Linked DNA regions of Homo sapiens: region 2 is linked to region 1. Evidence: chromatin loops called from intact Hi-C (ENCODE). Cell type or tissue: chondrocyte. All regions are shown on one strand. Links, peaks and the distances in the headings refer to the core of each region. The heading gives the core; the rest is flanking DNA.

The links. Peaks named below come from ENCODE experiments on the same cell type or tissue, not always from the same donor. Only the 100,000 strongest peaks of a DNase experiment are listed, where the experiment ranks them.
Region 2: a loop joins it to region 1, with 2.1 times the contacts of the local background. A loop is called at or near these places in 14 of 110 quality-filtered maps.

The regions. Positions count from the first base shown.
Region 1 is chrX:13,927,880-13,944,615 of GRCh38, reverse strand. It overlaps a transcript of GPM6B not described here. Among named protein-coding and RNA genes, the nearest start is that of GEMIN8, 94 kb to the left of the region's middle. In chondrocyte, for the core only: no CTCF peak of the experiment used is centred there; DNase peaks (open chromatin) are centred at 6,076 and 6,441.
Region 2 is chrX:14,016,070-14,018,569 of GRCh38, reverse strand. All of the region lies in intron 4 of GEMIN8 (gem nuclear organelle associated protein 8), which reads left to right. Among named protein-coding and RNA genes, the nearest start is that of GEMIN8, 13 kb to the left of the region's middle. In chondrocyte, for the core only: no CTCF peak of the experiment used is centred there; no DNase peak of the experiment used is centred there.

The sequences.
Region 1 (16,736 bases), core at 5,344-7,843:
AGTCCTCTCTTTCTTGACTTAGCAACTTTAAACAGTATCTACTAACTCCCTGACATAAAAGATGAAGATTTATGTTACTTACATTAGCCCCCCTCCCAAATCTCTATTTTCAATCAAATTTTGACAGTATCTTTTGACTTCCACTTGAGAAGCTGAGGATATTAGCGATGTTGCTTTTTTTATAATGCACTTCATGTTTTTCAGAGCAGTTTTAGATTCACAGTAAAACTGAGCAGTGTACGGACAGTTCTCAGAGACCCCCTGCTTTGCCATGCATACCTTCCCCCACTATCGATATCCTGCATCAGAGTGGGACAGTTGTTACAATGAATGGATCTACACTGACTCATCACTTCACCCAAAGTCCATAGTTTACATCACGATTCACTCTTGATGTTGTATATTCTGAGGGTTTTGGCAAATGTATAATGACATGGATCTACCACGGTAGTATCATACAGAGTGGTTACACTGCCCTGAAAATCCTCTGTGCTCTGCCTACTCATCCCTCTCTCCCCACTAACCTCTGGCAACCACTGATCTGTGATGCTGCTTTTTCATTCATATTCTCCTGTGTTCCACTTTGTGTCAGCTACACTTTTACATTGTCAAGGTTTGCTAACATTTTCATTTAGTTGTACAAATGGAACTGTCTTTTTTCATTTTGTCCATAGGTGACCAGTTCATGGACCTCCCATTGGCTTGAGAAAGTAGCCGTCTTGCTGAGAGACAGGAGAGAAGTCTATAAAGGATATAAACCGGGCCAGGCGCGGTAGCTCAAGTCTGTAATCCCAGTACTTTGGGAGGCCGAGGCGGGCGGATCACCAGGTCAGGAGATTGAGACCATCCTGGCTAACACGGTGAAACCCCGTCTCTACTAAAAATACAAAAAATTAGCTGGGCATGGTGGCAGGCACCTGTAGTTCCAGCTACTCAGGAGGCTGAGGCAGGAGAATGGCGTGAACCCGAGAGGCGGAGGTTGCAGTGAGCCGAGATAGTGCCGCTGCACTCCAGCCTGGGTGACAGAGCAAGACTCCGTCAAAAAAAAAAAAAAAAAAAAAGGATCTAAACCATGCATGATATGCTGAGAAAGGAACTAGAGTAAGCAGGAGGTAAAGAGATTTGTAAGAATCAAACATCAAGCCAGGTTTCTGCCCATACAGGGATTGTGCTGGAGAGACAAGATCCCTGAGTGCTTATTAAACAGGAAGGAGTGAGGCACACAAGTGAGTAAATGTCCCCCAAAAGACTATAGTTAATATCACTGTATTGTATACCTGAAAATTGCTAAGAGAGTAGGTTGTTGTTTGTTTTTGGACAGGGTCTCACTCTGTCACCCAGGCTGGTGCAATCTCAGCTTACTGCAACCTCCACCTCCCAGCTAAAGTGATTCTCATGCCTCAGCCTCCTGAGGTGCTAGGATTATAGGCGCACACCACCATGCCTGGCTAATTTTTTTTTTTTTTTTTTTTTTGTAGAGACAGGGTTTTGCCATGTTGCCCAGGCTGGTCTTGAACTCTTGGACTCAGGTGATCCACCCCCGCTTGGCTTCCCAAAGTGCTGGGATTACTGGCGTGAGCCACTGCGCCTGGCCTAAGAGAGTAGGTCTTAAATGTTTTCACGACACACATACACACACACACACACACACACACACACACAGAAATAACTAGATATGGCGATAGATGTTAACTTGATTGTGATTATCATTTTACAATGTATACACATATCAAAACATCTCGTTATACATGGTAAATACATACAATTTTAATTTATCAATTATACTTCAACAAAGCTGGATAAAAAAGATTGGAACAGGCTGGGCGCAGTGACTCACGCCTGTAATCCCAGCTCTTTGGGAGGCTGAGGTGGGCAGATCATGAGGTCAAGAGTTCGAGACCAGTCTGGCGAATGTAGTGAAACCCCCGTCTCTACTAAAAATACAAAAAATTAGCCAGGTGTGGTGGTGTGTGCCTGTAATCCCAGCTACTTGGGAGGCTGAGGCAGGAGAATCACGTGAACCCAGGAGGCGGAGGTTGCAGTGAGCTGAGACTGTGCCATTACACTCCAGCCCAGGCAACAGTGCGAGACTACGTCTCAAAAACAAAAAAAAGATTGGAACAGACAAAATGCATCCTTATGGTTTATAATTATTTTGTACTCCTAGATGAGGTATCGAAGTTCTGCTAAACCTCAATTTTTTGTGTGTGTTTTGTTTTTTAGAGACAGGGTCTCGCTCTGTCGCCCAGGCTCAAGTACAATGACACCATCATAACTCACTGCAGCCTCTGCCTCCCGGGCTCAAGCGTTCCTCTTACCTCAGCCTCCCAAGTAGCTAGGACTACAGCAGTGCACCACCATGCCTGGCTAAGTTTTTTGCTTTTGCAGAGACAGGGTCTCACCACATTGCCCAGGCTGTTCTTGAACTCTTAGGCTCAAGTGATCCTCCCGCCTCAGCCTCTCAAAGTGTTGGGATTACAGGCATGAGCCACTGCATCTGGCCCCTCAATCAAATTTTAAAAATTAGTTGGAAATATGATTTTATTGATAGTTTAAAATCAAATTATTAGAAGACTGTATCTACTGTGGAGTAAGGTATGCCTGTGTTTTCCTCATTATAAAAGTAATTCTTGCTCATTATAGAAGTCCGGGAAAACATAACAAGGTATACAAATAAAACTAACAATTCTATTAATCTCACATCCCAGAGACAAACCCTGTTAATATTTTGGTAGAAGTGAATATATGGATATATTAGTTAGGGTTGGGTCGCTGTTATAACAAATAACTCCCAAAATACATAATGGCTTAAACATAATAGCAGTTTATTTCTGGGTCACAAACATGTCCAAGTCAGTTACAAATTGTCAGTGTGTGGAGGAGGACGGAGGCAAAGTCATTCAGTGACCTAGGCTGATAAGACAATTTCAACTTCAACCCGTGGCTTCCAAAAGCACCCTAGGGGTCAACGTCTCATTCCTGCTGGGAGAAGAGGAAGGCATGTAGAAGCAATATGTTTAAGGTTTTAGGGATAAGCCCGGAAGTGGTGGACCTCACTTCTGACCTCTTTGGCTACAACTCAATCAGGTAGCCGCATTTAACTGTTAAGGAGTTAAGGGGAAATGGAGTCTGGCTGTGTGGCCAGATAGAAAAAAATGTTGAAAAAGTAATAGTCTCTACCATAGTGTATTTTCTTTGTGTTTTTCAATACACACACACAGACACACACACACGTACACACGTATACACTAACATGACTAGGATTATGTTGTATATTCAGCTTTTTATTTGGCTTTTAAAACATCTCTGAGCATTTTTCTACATAATTCTTTGCAAACAAGGCTACATGATATCCGATCATACAGATCAGGGTTTCTCAACCTCGGCACTATTGACATCTGGGGCCAGATCATTCTTTGTTGTGGGGAGGGGAGCTGTCCTCTGCACTGTAGGACATTGAGCTGCATCCCTGACCCTTACCCACTGGATGCCAGTAAGCCCCCCACCCTATCCCCAGTTGTGACAACCAAAACTCTCTCCAGACACTGCTAAATGTCTCCTGGGGGCGAAATTGCTCCCAGTCAAGAACCCCTGAACTAGGTCGACAATCATTTATATAACTAATTCCCTTCTGTTGAGCAACTGTTGCTTTTTTTGTTTTGTTTTGTTGTTTTTTTGCTATTACATCTCACTCTACAATAAACCTCCTTTCACATTAATTTTGATCAAAACAGTTGTTATTTACTTAGGAGAGAGTCCCAGAAGAGGGATTATTAGGTCAGAGGCTGTGAATATTTTTAATTCTCTTGGTAGTACAGCCAAATGGCTTTCCAGAAAGGCTAGACCAATTGACTCACCCACCTGCAGGTGTAATCTTGCTTTAATTTTTAAAGATTTCAGTTACTTGAGAAAAATGGTTTATTATTTTAAGATAGCATTTCTTTGAATAATAGTGAAATGAAATATACTTACTAGCCATCATCTGCATCGTCTATAGCAGCCTTCACTAATTTCCCAAATGCTATTTTTTTTTCTTAAGGGTTTTAGGGACAATTGCTTGTTGAAATCAATCCATGATACTCACAAAGTGAGGAAAATTTTCTGTTAAAATGTGGCTTTCCCCTGATTGTATACACAATTGTTAGAACTCAGTTTTTATCACAGCATCCATTGTGGCTAGCTCCAATATTTAGACAGCTGTTCTTTCTTTGGGGAAAAAAAAGACAAAAAAAAAAAAACAAAAAAAAAAACGTAAGACTTCTAGGGAATGACAGAAAGTAGACCAAGGAGTTTACTTTCATCTCAGTACATAAAACCTTAGAGTTCCTCGTTCCAGAGAGGCTCATTAAGGTCATGTCTTGCCAAAGTACTATTTCAGATGGTCATGCCTGAGTTCCCTTCTGTTGTTTTCAGGGTCTCCTAGGAAACCCTCAAGATGTAGGAACCGACCAAACTCACCCTTCCCTCAACTAGGACTTAGCATGAATTCCTCATTGCTCTCACCCAGTCCACCTTTGTCTTCCTCTACCTTACAGGCAGCCTCTGTTATTGTTGGATTCCTACATACACTTGCACTCAGGAATGGCGCAAATGGATTACTTCCTCTTAACAGGAGGACAACAAGTTATACCTATGAGCTCCCTGTTGTTTTATGACTGCATGAAGATTGGTTAGAAATGACTATTCCCGTGGGATTGTGAAAATGAGCCACTGATCCGCCTAGCACAAATCTCTGTCCTTTCATGTAAAATATTATTAGGCTTTCTAGAGCTCTGCCTTGATAAAATCTTTCCTAATCCAATAAATTTCAATAGATGAAATGTTTGCCTCCTCCATCCTTTCTCAGTCCTAAAGCCTCTCTTTTGGCTTAAATGTCCCTAAAGTGTACTATCTATTGTCACTGTTTATGTAACCCTCTGTTCAAATAACATGATGTATTTTCAGAACAATAAAAGAACACAACAAAAAATATCAGGGGGGAACATCAGGCTCAGAAATGTCACAGAGAGCGTTAGTCCTACAAAAACTGCAAGGGTCCCATGACTCTTCTAATACCTTTGGAGACAGGAAAATTCTCTAAGGAGACAGAAGGAATTTAAGCCCTGGACACTGTTAAACCATTTAATTCACTTAAAGGCTCAAGCGCGAGGCCTGAGCAGCGGGAGAAATGGTTGACTGGAGCTAGCCTGCAAAGTCTCCAAGAGCCTTCCAGGGGTGGACTTCCAGGAATCAAGAGGGGTGATAACGGACACCAGCAAATCTGGCACCACTCTAGATTGGAGGGTGCTACCTGTGTCTTTCTAAGTCATTAGCCACCGACAAGTTACTTATGTCAATGTTTCGCAACCTTGGATGCACATTGGAATCACCTGGGGAGCTTTTAAAGAACGGATGCCTGGGTCCCACCCGCAGAGGCCATGATGAAATCCGGTTTCCAGAAGCTCCCCAGCTGATTTCTCCTCTGCAGCCAGGGTTGAGACCACTGAATTAAGTAACGACTCGTATCTGAACAAAAGGAACTGAGACTGTGGATTGAGGCAACGCTAAGTACTAAGTGCCCTTGGTCCAGTGTCCCGGGCCTCAGTTTCTTTATCTATACAACGGGTGTGGCTAAGACCTCAAAGCCCCCCGCTCCCCCCAACCTCCCCAGGCCATAATAGTTTTCATCTGGGACGCGGATCGCCGCCTCCGCGATCCTAGAAGCCCACTCCCCTCTCTACCCATCCCCCTCGCTGGCTTTTCCGGTTCCCGCGACCCTCGGCGCTCGCCCGGGGGGGTCCCAGAGGAAGCCGCGAGCTTTGCCTGCAGACTCCGCGCGCCCGCTGCCCCCAATCGGGCCCTAGCTCCGGGCGCACAAAGCCCCCGGCGCTGACGTCAGGGCCCCTCTCCGCGCGGCCGGCCCCCAGTGCAGGCGGAGCCGCGCCGCGCTCCCACCCCGGCCGGGAGCTAGGAGCCAGCGGCCAGCCCCGCGCAGCGCAGCGCAGCCCGCAGAAGCCCGGTCAGCGCACGTGCCCGCGAGACCTGCAAACTTGTGCCACCGGCTCTGCCCGTCCCCGGGGAGCCCGAACGCCCCGCAGCCCTCACCCCTCCCGCCAGTCTCCAGCCATGGGTAAGCGAGCGCGCTGGCTGCGCGCCACGGCCACGGTCTCGCGCCCCCGCCCCGGGAGGGCGCGCCCTTCCGAGGGTCCCGCCCCTCCCCCGCTCAGGTGGCGCCTCCTCGGCCACCTCTGCGACGAAGCCGGGACGCTGGAGGTGGGAGGGGCGCGGCGCAGGTGTCCGGAACGCCCAGGTGCGCTTCCCTGTTGTATCCTGTGGGGGGGGTGGTCCCCGCTCCGGCTGCGGCCAGGCTGCACCCCCGCACGTGCGGCTCGCGGGAGCCTAAGAGCTGGGTACCCGGGAGGGGTTGCAGAGAGAACAGACGGCGCGTCCCGGGCTAGTGCTTTATTTTAAGGGGCCAGTAGAGAGTCGCTTCTTGCCTGTTTCCCGGGACGCTCTCCCTGTCGCCCGAGCTCCCAGTCCAGTCCTGCCCCGCCCCGCCCCGCCGTGCTTCTGTTCTCCTTAAGCCCGCGCGAAACAAACACCCGGTTCCCCAAGCCTGGGGTCTTCCGGGAGCTCATTTCGAAACCATGACCCTTGAAACCAGGAAAGTGACAGGAGAGACTCTGGACAGCATGGGACGGAGGCTGAGTCTCTCCTCTTTGTCCCTTGTTCCAACTATTAAAATGCGGCCCGGGTGCAGGTGGAGGCGGTGTGCTGAGCGGGTTCCAATGCAACGGGGGAACGACTAGCAACGGCAAAAGGCTCAGCTCCGGAGGGTTAAAATCTGAAATCTCCAACCTGGCCCGAGGCTGGTGTAAGGCGGCTGTAGGATTCTTTTTGTCACTTCCTAACACCCTGAAATGCTGCCGTCAGCAACATGTCTTTAAGTGGGGACTCTGTATTGGGAGGAAAACTCGTAAAGAGTGCTGTGGAAATCAGCCTCATTCCGCAGCACTCCTGAAAACGTGTGACAGCTGTGCTTGGGAAAGGGTTTTTCTCCTCCTGCTCCGTTATCTTTCTCTAGTGACAGACTCCAGCCACAAGCCACAAAGACTGTGAAGAGCATTCCTAACGAGGACGTCAGTGGGTTTAACCATTGCGAGTTAATGGTGAGGGCTTGGGAATTGCTTGCCCGCTCCTCCGCTTCCCCTAATCATTCATCCCCCTCTTTCACATTATCTTTGCTATTAATTGTGTGTGGGGGGGCGATAATTTTGTACGGATTAAAATTTTGGTGAGGAGTAAAGGGGGCACTTTTTTGCATTTCAAAGGAAGCTCAAATAATTTTCTGGTTTACATTTTTAAAAAATTTACTAGGTGATCAAAATATGAAAGGAGATAAGGCCCACCAAATCCAACAGGAAAATTTCTTTCTAAAAAGGCAAGAACTAGCATAAGATCCTTCTAGAAAGGGCAGAATCGAGTGGCCTGTAACTCAGGTTCCTACTTCTCTTAATGTCCCCCATGTGAGCAGTCAAACCATTCAACCTCCGTTTTAAATGAGGCTCATACACAAAATGAGGCTCAGAGGATGACTGCTACTCAGCCTGTGATCACTTTGGTGATAATTGCCACCAAAGATGTTACAGTTACGAACAAGTGTGGTATTGAGGAAAGCATCAACTACTTTTTCTGAAATCGTTATTTTAATTTAACGCTAGGCGTTTGGATTTGTACGTGGAATTATCACACGGGGACCTTCTCCAGAACAGCTTTCACAATACTTTGGACTGATTTAGGGGTAGGGTGGGCTTCATTTTTAAACAGGTGTGGAGTTGGGTGCAGTTCTCATGAAGCAAAGGCCCGAGCCAGAGACCTGTTCTTAAGGAAGTACTTTGTGTTTTGGACAATTGTTGGCTCCACATTTCAATTGCCAATTTATGTTAATTTGTGCATACTTCACTGGTTCTGGCAGTATCCTTGGTTTTGGTTTTAGTTTTTACATTAAAAAGAAAGTTCCCTTCATGTAAAAAAGGAAACATACTGATTTCCTTTGGTAGACTCTTAGTAAATACACCACAGGGCCATGAACTGGTTTTATTTTTCCAGATGTATTTAATTACCGTGCATCCTCTTATGAATGTTTTAATTGAAATGATTTAACGTTGGGAAAATTCTGACCATTGGCCCATTAAGTCGGGACTTTGGTTCTTAATACAATTAGTTCCTTAACCAGGATCAGTTAATTTACTGGTAAAATAGATGAGGTTTGTAGAAATAAAAGTCCCTTCAGACTCAAATTTTAAGGTATTTGCAATCTTTAACCTAAAAATAAAATAATGAGTAGTGGTGATATGTGTAATTTCACTTTTCATTACATCTTGAAAGAAAACATGGGTTTTTCATTGTTAAGCCAGTTTTTTTATAGCCTTAAGATGTAATTCACATATCATACAATTCACACGTTTAAGTATACAAGTCAGTGGTCTTCAGTATATTCAGATTTGTGCAGCCATCACTACTATCTAATGTTAGAACATTGTCATCAACCCCAAAAAGAAATCTTGTACCCATTTCGCAGTCACTCCTCATTCTCTTCTCCCCCCAGCCCCTGGCAAGCACTAACCTACTTTCTGTCTCTATGGATTTGCCTCTTCTGGAGGGTTCAGGTAAATGGAATGAGCCAATTGATGTCTGAAGTGTATTTGACTGTTCAGTAACTTTGGTCGTTTTGCACAATGAGATGTTGCTGTATTGTGTATGCAGTACGCTACCTAAATGAGTGTGTTGAAACTATTTCTCTGGCTGAAGGGTTCCATGTTTGGCTGCACATATTGTGAAGGTGAGTGAGAGTGCACACACACAGCACACAGACACACACACCCTTCAGTGTTAACTCTGGTTTTATCTGATAGGAACTTGCATTGCCCAACAGAATTTTGATTCTGTTACCTTGTTCATAGGCCTGAAGGCATAGCAATTAAGTGAATTCCATGTAATAACCTCTTATAAGGCATTTGTGGAATATCCAAGCTGCTTTAATATGGCTTATGTATCCAGAGAGAAATGCGGATTTTGTTTCTTTGCCTATAATTGTTTTATTTTTATTTATTTATCTTTTGGAGACAGGGTCTCACTCTGTCCATGCTGTACTGCAGTGGCCTGATGTAATAACTCACTGTGGCCTGGAACTCCTGGGCTGAAGCAGTCGTCCCACCTCAGCCTCCCAAGTAGCTGGGACTACAGGCATGTGTCACCATGCCCGATTAAGCTTTACAGTTTTTTTTTTTTTTTTTTTTTTGTAGAGATAGGGTATTTCTATGGTGCCCAAACTGGTCTCAAACTCCTGGCCTCAAGTGATCCTCCCTCCTCTGCTTCCCAAAGTGCTGGGATTACAGGCGTGAGCCACTGTGAGTGGCCAATTGCCTATCATTTTAAATGGAAACTGTATACGAAATGATCAGATACAACAAAATATTGAAATAATTGTTTCAACCCATTTTGTGGTAAGGAAGTTTTTATAAGGATTATGTATTTAAATGTCAATAATTTCACTAAATAGCATTATAAAAAATTTTGGTCTAGAGCAGTTCTTTTTAATATGTGTACAGATCATCTAGCGATCTTGTTAAAAAAGCAGTGTCTGATTCAGTGGGCCTGGGTGGGGCCTGAGTTTCTGCATTTGTAACAAGCTCCCAGTGGGTGCTCATGCTTCTGGTTCCTGGAGCCAGGAAGCAAAGAAGGCTGTTAAGCAGAGAGGCCCTGGTGCCTGCCCCAGCTTGCCCACTAGTTTGCTGTGTGATCGTGGGTAAATCATTTTCTCTTCATAATTTTAGTTGACTATAAAATAAAAGAATTTGATGAAATTATTTCTTTGGGTCTTTACAGGTCAACCAATATGTAATTTAGAAAAAAAGAAATGAGAGAGTAATGTTATGCTTGAAAACCACGAGAAAACAGCTCCCTGATGGTCTAAACACTACTTGAATGCATGAAGCCAGCATCAGAAGTGTCACCTGTAGTTGGGTTAAATGCTGGCATCTTCGATGTGCATGCTTCCAGTATGATTGGCTCTTCTCCAAGGGAACTGGTGGAGGAAGCTATAATGTTCTCCCTCTTTAACACTTCCAGCTTTGGCTTCTCCTGACCTCTTTTCCTTAAATCCCTTTCTTCCCCGACATCCAGGCTCAAGCCACCCTCAGAGGCTGCACTCAGAAAGAAGCACGCTGAAGACCCATACATGCAATGCTTGGTTCTGGAAGCTTGCTCAGGAATTCAGATGCAGTGGGAGACAAAAAGGAATGGAATCCTGCTGAATAACTGGGCAGGAAGTGATCCCAGAATATGCTAGCTTCCCTCCCTCTGAGTCTAAAGATCTAGTAAGGAGCCCACCCTTGGATCTTGGAGAGAGCTCCCTTTTAATATCGGGACACAAACCGACATTTTGAGTAAACCTCATAGTCGAATACCACGGAGTACTGTTTGTGACAAACAGGAAGTCATTAATTCTTTATTATATTTTTGCTCTACCGAAAGCTGTTGACCAAACCACCTGGCTTCTCCGAGAAAACCCTTATCTGCTACATCCAGGACCAAGCAGCTGGATGGTTTATTGAAAATGCCAAAGGGATCAATCATAAAACGTGCCACTTATGTAGCCTAAACATTTTGTTTAACTTTAAACATTAATTTGCTGATATTTTATTGTAGAGTCAAGGCCTTTGCTTTGAGTGCAAGGACCTGATTGGAGTTCCTAGAAGTCTTTCTTACATTAAATCACAGCCAAAATTCATTGGCTTCTGATTTTCAGCTTCAGATTCTTACATTAAAGTAGAATGAAAACCTAAAGGCATTGGGAACCAATCTCTGGGCAGAATCCCTTTATATCACCTACCCCACTCCCCTTAAACCTTTAAATTTGCCCGTACTTACTTTTGCAACTATTTTCTCAAGTGACTCATTTTTGTTAAGACTCTCCAAAGTAATCAACCTGGTTTTCAAAGAAAGGAAAAAACTCTCTCGTTTGGCACTCCTATTTTATTAGTTTATGTAATATCGAATTAAGTTTCATAATTCTAGTAACAAGTACAACTGGCATAAACAGGTTTGGGAACAAACACCACTGACTCTTCTTAAGTACACTACTTGGGGGAGAAGCAGTACATACATATATTGCAAAAGAGCCTACAACCCAAGTTCTGGACAATGATCAGTATGGTTTAGAAAAAGAATGGAGGATATGGGGTAAATGGGTGGGGTCCTTTAGGTAAACATTGGTAAGAGAGCATCTGCTATATTTTGAGCCATCATCATCCATTTAATAATTTTAACATGATGGCTGGCTTGTTAGTGTTTTTCATATGCTTCTTTCTGTTCAAATACCAAATTTGTCAAGAGCAGAAATCGTTTTATTCATTGTTATACCCCAATGTTCATTGGAATGATTGGCATATTATAGGTGTTACACAAATATTTGTTTAAAAATGAGGATTCATATGCATTTTATTAAGGTCTGTCAACATTAAAATTATAGATTTCAAGGTATTTAAATTAACATTGATGTACTGCAAACTCTGGTAAACTATGCTAAAATAGGGTAAATTACGTAAATTATTGTTCTTTAATAATAATACTTTTATCACAGAATAACAATTTCAGAGCTTGAAGTTGCTTTAGAAGTAATTTGATTGCTGCCAGGCATACAGACACAGAAACAATTGAAAGAGCAGTTTGGATGTTCTTTCATTAGCTTTTTTTTTGCCTTGAGCTTTTTTTCTTCTGCTGCTATAAAATACTTTTCTTTCTCTGGTGAAAAGTACTTCCTTCTCATCAGGTTTTTGAAGTTCTGGAAAGATTGGGGTTGAAGGCTTTGTTTCCCTGAAACTCATTATTGCCCTGAGAATTAAAAGGCAATGGCAGCTTTGTGTTTCCATCCTCACCATGTGTATTAGGGTTAAATGAGTACCTACCACAATATCATGCAACTAGCATGTGCCAGTCTCTAAGCCTTTGAATTCCTGTCACATGTCCATCACCATGGGGCTCTCAGGGGAGTATTGGACAGCTGCTCACTCAGCAAGCATTCACAGAGTCCTGTTCAGATGAGCCAAGTACTGTGCTAAGTCTTGAAGCAAAAAATAAACAAGACTCTGTTCTCAAATAACCACAGTCATTTCTGAAAGGCAGATAAACAACTATAATAAAAGTACAAGATCCTGTAGGAAAAAGAGTATCTGTCTGAGGAAAAAAGCGGGGAGGTGGTATTTCAAAGAGGGATTCCCTAGGGAGGCAGTTACTTTAAATCTGAGAGTCTTCAAGCATGAGCAGGAAGATAGGGGTCAGGGTGTCCAGGTGTCTGGGAGAGGATGGTCCAGGCCCTGGATACAAATGTGTAAAAGCAGGAGCCGTGGCAGAGGCTGCTGTGTGGGTATGTTGAGTTGGGAATGGCCTCAATGTGGGGGAGTGGGGAGAGCTGAGGCCAGATTGTAAAGTACCAGGAAATAACTTGGTCATTACCCTGTTGGTCACAGAGAATCAGGAAGGGATTTTAAGCAGGCACATGGCAGCTGGAGGGAAATGACAGTCTCCCCAAGGGGATAAAAGAAACCCACTGAGAGAATCGTTTGTGTCTAACTATAAAATTCCAGATAAAAGTTTAGAAGTTCTGATAAAGGTAAAACCTTGTGGCTTATATGAAGTTTCCAGTGGTGACTTAGATTTGAGGAGTGTTGAGAAGGGTGGAAGGGATTAGGATAACCCATGAAAGAGAGGTAGGAGTGAGCAAGGTTTGTTGGGGCAATTCTGAAGAAACTGACCTGGCCATAGCAGAGAGTAGGTATGGGAGAGAGTAGGAAATACGATTTGGTCAGGGAACTGAAAGCCAGATGGGAGTAATGAATTTTAGTTGATTACAAATGGACACATATAAATGAATCTTACAAAAATGTTTTTTTGTAAGTCCATTGTTTCATCCCTTTTGAGAAGGAAGGGAAGTATTAGCTTTCTGGGATGGAAAGATATTGGGGTGATCTTTGGCATGACTACAGAGGGGTTGAGGATTGGAACAGAACCAACTTCCATGTCTATTTATTTACTCGATTATTAATTTTATTTATTTATTTTTCTTTTTTTCTTTTTTCTTTTTTTTTTGAGAAGGAGTCTCACTCTGTAGCCCAGGCTGGAGTGCAGTGGTGCGATCTCGGCTCACTGCAAGCTCTGCCTCCTGGGTTCACGCCATTCTCTCGCCTCAGCCTCCGGAGTAGCTGGGACTACAGGCGCCCACCACCATGCCCGGCTAATTTTTTGTATTTTTAGTAGAGATGGGGTTTCACCATGATAGCCTGACCTTGTGATCCGCCCGCCTTGGCCTCCCAAAGTGCTGGGATTACAGGCATGATGGATTATTAATTTTAAAAGTGGGATTTGTTGTTGTTGTTGTTTTGTTTTTGTTTTTTTGAGACAGTCTAGTTCTGTCACCCAGGCTGAAGTGCAGTGGTGTGATCTCAGCTCACTGCAACCTCAGCCTCTTGGGTCCAAGCGATTCTCCTGTCTCAGCCTCCAAAGTAACTGGGATTACAGGTATGCACCACCATGCCTGGCTAATTTTTTGTATTTTTAGTAGATACAGATTTCACTATGTTGGCCAGGCTGGTCTTGAGCTACTGACTTCAGGTGATCTGCCTGCCTCAGCCTCCCAAAGTGCTGGGATTAAAGGTGTGAGCCACTGTGCCCAGCCATTTTTTTTTCCTTAAATATTTGCAAGAATTTACCAGTGAAGCCAGTTGGGTCTGGAGTTTTCTTTGTAGAAATGTTTAAGTTATGAAGTGTATTTCTTTAGCAGAGGAATATTCAGACTTTCTCTTTGTTTCAATTTTGGTAAATTGTGGCTTTCAAGGGCTTTGTCCATTTTATCTAAGTTATTTGTTGGCACAAAGTTGTTCATAATATTTTGTATTATCTGTTTAATCCTGTTATCTATAGTATCTGTAGTGATGTTCCCTTGTTCGTTTCTTTTTTTTTTTTTGAGACGGAGTCTCGCTCTGTTACCCAGGCTGGAGTGCAGTGGCACGATCTCGGCTTACTGCAAGCTTCACCTCCCGGGCTCACGCCATTCTTCTGCCTCAGTCTCTCGAGTAGCTGGGACTACAGGTGCCCACAACCACGCCTGGCTAATTTTTTGTATTTTTAGTAGAGACGGGGTTTCACCGTGTTAGCCAGGGTGGTCTCGATCTCCTGACCTCGTGATCTGCCCGCCTCGGCCTCCCAAAGTGCTGGGATTATAGGTGTGAGCCACCGTGCCCGGCCTCCCTTGTTCATTTCTAGTGATGTAGGTAATTGGTATTCTCATTATTTTTCTTGATCAATATTTCTAAAATTTATTTTAATAGCTTGATACTTACATGTAATAATTATATCTGATAGGTAAGTTGACCACTTAATGAAAAAGGAGTACATTTTCTAGTAATCAAAAATAGAATTTAAGTATCTAAAAGTAAGAATTGCTTACTTGGTTAGAAAAAAATAAAATCTGCCAAAAGAAAAAGTATTTAAACCTGATCTTTGGAATTTTACTCTTAATGGCTGTATATAATTCAGTATATTTGAACTTGGTATAACAAGGTCTATTATAAACAATCTTGAGTTAGAGTAGATCTTGAGTTGAGCTTAGTATTTGCTTGGGTATTTATTTGTTTAGTTTTTGTAGGACTGTTAAATTCTATTTTCTTCTTTGGACCAACTGGAGATAGATACTAAAATAAAAGAAGTCCTTTTTTCTTCCTTTCTAAGTATAGTTTTAGAGCAGGGTTTCTCAACCTCAGCACTATTGACATTTTGGGCTGGGTGATTCTTTGTTGGGGGAGTATGAGGGCTGTCCTGCGCATTATAGAGTGTTTTGCAGCATCTGTGTTCTCTACATACTACATGTTGTAACAGTCCTCTAGTTGTAACAACCAAAAATGTCTCCAGACATTGCCAGATAACCCAGGGAGGGAGGAGGGGAGCACCATATTGATTACCACTACTTAAAGGGTAAGAGGGATTGAAAACCTTTTGTTTCTCACAATATCATAAAATCTGAGTAGTAGCATTGTTGAGAACTTGGTTGAGCACATCTGCAGAATGGGAGGATTTCTTGTCTAAAAGGTTTTTCTTTCCAAAAGGAATGCTTGGTTTTTTTTAGTTGAAGGAAGTTTTTTTTTTTTTAATCTTTTTCTTACATCATCAGAGAATCTGGAGATATAATGGGGAGCTTTGCAGACCACCTAAGTCATTCTTCCTTGGAGTAAAATGGTGCCTAAACCATCTCGATAATGAGGCCAACCTCCTGGGGAAATAGTGTGCCTGGCTTTCCTTGGTAACTTCTAATGATTAGTGCACCTTATCTCTGAAAGGACTGAATCTGTGAAGATCCTTTTGCTTACTAAAATAGTTTTCATCATCTTTTGTTCTCATTAAGTGGAAAGACATGAAGGATCTAGTCACATCCTTAGTTACCTTGATGGCCTTTCCAAATTTAGAATTCATCTTCTTAGCTGTAATCAAATCTAACCAGATTAAGCCCTTAAGGCAACCTTCCTGCACGTTCCGTCCTTAGTCATGTCTTCATTACGTTTGTTCATGTGTTTGAGAGATGCAGGAGTTGGAAGAGAAAGGACTGATTTCCCCCTTGTTTAGAGATCCGTTTTCTATAGCCATTGATCTCTGCCATTCCTACATCCCAGCCCCCACAACCTAGACTCCTCCCTGCAAATGGAGACTATAAGTCAATGTTTTCTGAGACATCTGACCATACTTGCAAAATAGTTCCAGCGCAAAAAGAACAAGAACATTGGAAGCGAGGGTCAGAAGGAGCCTAGAAAACCTGCTATATTGTATGTGCATTGGGTCACTGTTTTAGATTTAGAAATGTTTCACAATGTCTTCCCGAAAAGAATGTTTAAATGGTGGATTTTAAGATGGGTGCTTAAATTCAGGCATCTGTTCCTTCACACAATGGGCAAAGAATGGAAATGTAATTAGCAATGTAAGTCAAGCTCTTAAGATAATGTGATTTGATGCAGTACTTTATATTTTCCTTTTTGTTTTCTCATTTGGCATATTCTGACAGTTTCCATGGTAATTAAAAAGAATTTGGGACCTTAAAGGGATGAATTTCCATCCTATGAATTCTTACCATTTTGCAAAGCCACTGTACCGGTTTACTAAAAACTGTTTTGAGCTCTATTATATGATGTCACAAATATTTTTAGATGTTTTGTAAGAGGCACAAATATCGTAAACTCATTAAAAATTGTTATTGAAGTATAATATGTGTACACGAAAAGTGGGCAAATCATAAGTGTACAGCTTAATAAGTTTTTATAAATGTAACCAGCAGTTATAGATTAATAAGCAGAATATTACCAGCCCCTTAGAAGCCGCCTCAGGCTGCCTTACAGATATACCTGATCAAGGCTAATCACCCCTAATTTCTGTCAGCAGAGCTTTGCACTTTATATAAATGGAATAATACAGTATGAGCTCTTGTGACTGGTGTGGCTTGCCCAACATTTGATAACATTATTTTGAAACAGGAGGATGTTTTCTGTCTGGAAAAGAGATCTGCTTCTAAATCATTATGGTTAAAAGCATTTATTAAATGCTTTCGTGTGTAGAACCGTACTAGGAAGTACACATATCATTGGTTCCTACCCTCTATTTTAAGTGGAAAGCATTGACACAGCAGCTGTGAGAAGGACTTTGAAAATCCTTGATGA
Region 2 (2,500 bases), core at 1-2,500, 79 kb before region 1:
CCATGTTTGGGTTGGAATGCTGTTTGTTACAGCTTTTGACAGAGAAAATGGGATGGAGATCGAGTTTATTACTCTTGTCCTTACCAGAAAGTAGAATAACATGTTTTGCCCACTAGAGGTTGATACTTTTATGATGGAAATTGTAATTATGGATGGAAGCAAATCCCAGTCATCTCAAAGGTGACTTTGAATTATCTGCTGGTTTAAAATAAACTTGAGTTAGTCAATAAAAAGTGGATATGAATAAAATAAAGATAAAACAATGAAATGTGTCCTTGCACCAAAGAAAAAATGTGAACGGTTCAGTTACAGATATTGTTAACAACCATCCCTATTCCTCCCTCTTGCCATTGTTAGGTAGAACTCTAGGTAGGTAAACAAAATCATGAAAATTACCTGCTAAGTCATACTTGCCACTTAATATTATTTTGAGTGAATAAATGAAGTCTTTCAGTGTGAATTAGAAGCCTTAAATCAGAGGTTGGCAAATCTTACCCATAGAGTGCTACACTTGCAGTGATTCTGTGGGACATTTTACAGAATGAGCTAGGCCTTGTGTGCATTATAAACTTGATAAGCTTCATCTCTGTGTTTCATATTATTTCCAAATCTGTCTAGTTACTTTACGGCTCCAAATTGCACTTTCATCATCTGGGTTGAATTGTATCTCCCCAAGAAAGATACAGTGGAATCCTAACCCCCAGTTCCTCAGAATGTGACCTTATTTAAAGACAGGGTCTTTCCAGAGGTAATTGAGGTTAAGTGAGGTCATTACAGGGATCCTAATCCTATGTGACTCAGGTCCTTATAAAAAGGGCAAAATCCGGACACAGAGACAGACACACATGCAGTGAAAACACCATGTGAAGATTGACATTATGTCGCCACAATCCAAGGAACATCCAGAAGGTGGGAGAGGCCTGGAACAGATCCTTCCCTAGCACCTTTAGAGGGTTTATGGCCCTGCCAACACCTCGATTGCAGACTTCTGACCTCCAGAGCCATGAGACAATACATTTCTGTTGTTTTAAACCACCCAGTATATGGTACTTTGTTATGGCAGCCCTAGGAAAGGAGTACAATCACCCTGGGAGAATTTTCTTTGTCCCCAAATGCAATCTGTGACTGGGACATAAAGTAAACCCACAGTTCTTGTCATCTGTCTGAAAAAACTGTATTACTTATTTGTTTTACTGTGATCTAGATAGCAAACCATCATAAAAGGGAATTTTATGAAAACCCTTGCAACTTCCATCTTGAACCTCATTTTCCAGTATTCATATTATTGCTGGCAACAGTGTATGGAGGCAGCTGTGGCAGAACTGCTTGAATCACAGAGGTCCAGCCTCACTCTACCACTCGCTGATTAGAGGTTCTCGTCCTCCTGTAAGCCCCCTGCCTTCACCATTCTTTGCCTCAGTTGCCTCACCTATGAAATAGGATCCTAATTAGTGGGTAGTAATTATGAAGAATCCCTAATGGGTAGTAATTGTGAAGAATCCATGAGATAATATGAGAAAAGTTATAGAATGGTGCTTGGTACCAAGTTGGTGCCCAATAAATGTTATTGTTACAGTTAGTTGCTAGTAACCCATCCTTTAACATGGATTATTAACCATAAATTGGTTTTTCTCTGATACCGTTTGCCTTGATTAGTGCTTGATTGAGATTCTGTACATATATATATATATATATATATATATTTTTTTTTTTTTTTTTTTTTTTGAGACAGATTCTTACTCTGTCACCCAGGCTAGAGTACAGTGGCGCCATCTCAGCTCACTACAACCTATGCCTCCCGGGTTCAAGTGATTCTCCTGCCTCGGCCTCCCAAGTAGCTGGGATTTCAGGCGCCAACCACCACACCCAGCTAATTTTTTTATTAGTAGTAGAGATGGTGTTTCACCATGTTGTCCAGAGTGGTCTTGAACTCCTGACCTCAGGTGATCCACCTGCCTCGGCCTCCCAAAGTGCTGGATTATAGGCATGAGCTACCGCGCCCAGCTAAGATTCTGCATATTTTTAATAAGATGTTCTGTGACTTCAGAAAGGTCATATTTCTGCTCTGGGTGGCACCTTTCAAACTTTTAAACTGATTTAGAATATTAAAGACATGAAAGAATGAAAGTTTTGGTGTCTATCAAATTTAGCAATTAACACAGTTTTTAGTTCTGTTTCAAGGATATTCTTGCTTGATAAAATTTAATGCAGTAAAGTACATGGACTGGGAAAATTAACCCACTTCAATATTACTAATAATGTCCCTAAACAAGCTTTCAATTCTTTGTATTTTTAAAATGTGTAGTTACAGCATGATTCAAAACTACTTTTCTTAGCGTCTGTGTCATGCTCCTACAGCCTTCCCTGAATGCATTAGCTGGTCCCAGGGAGATGTGAGAATTGTCTGGTGAGGGTGAGAACAGACTGTGGTGTCAGACTGGAATCTAAAGACTTCGTCTATATTAGAAGCAGCTGCCAGGGCCCGATCTTGCACCAGTAA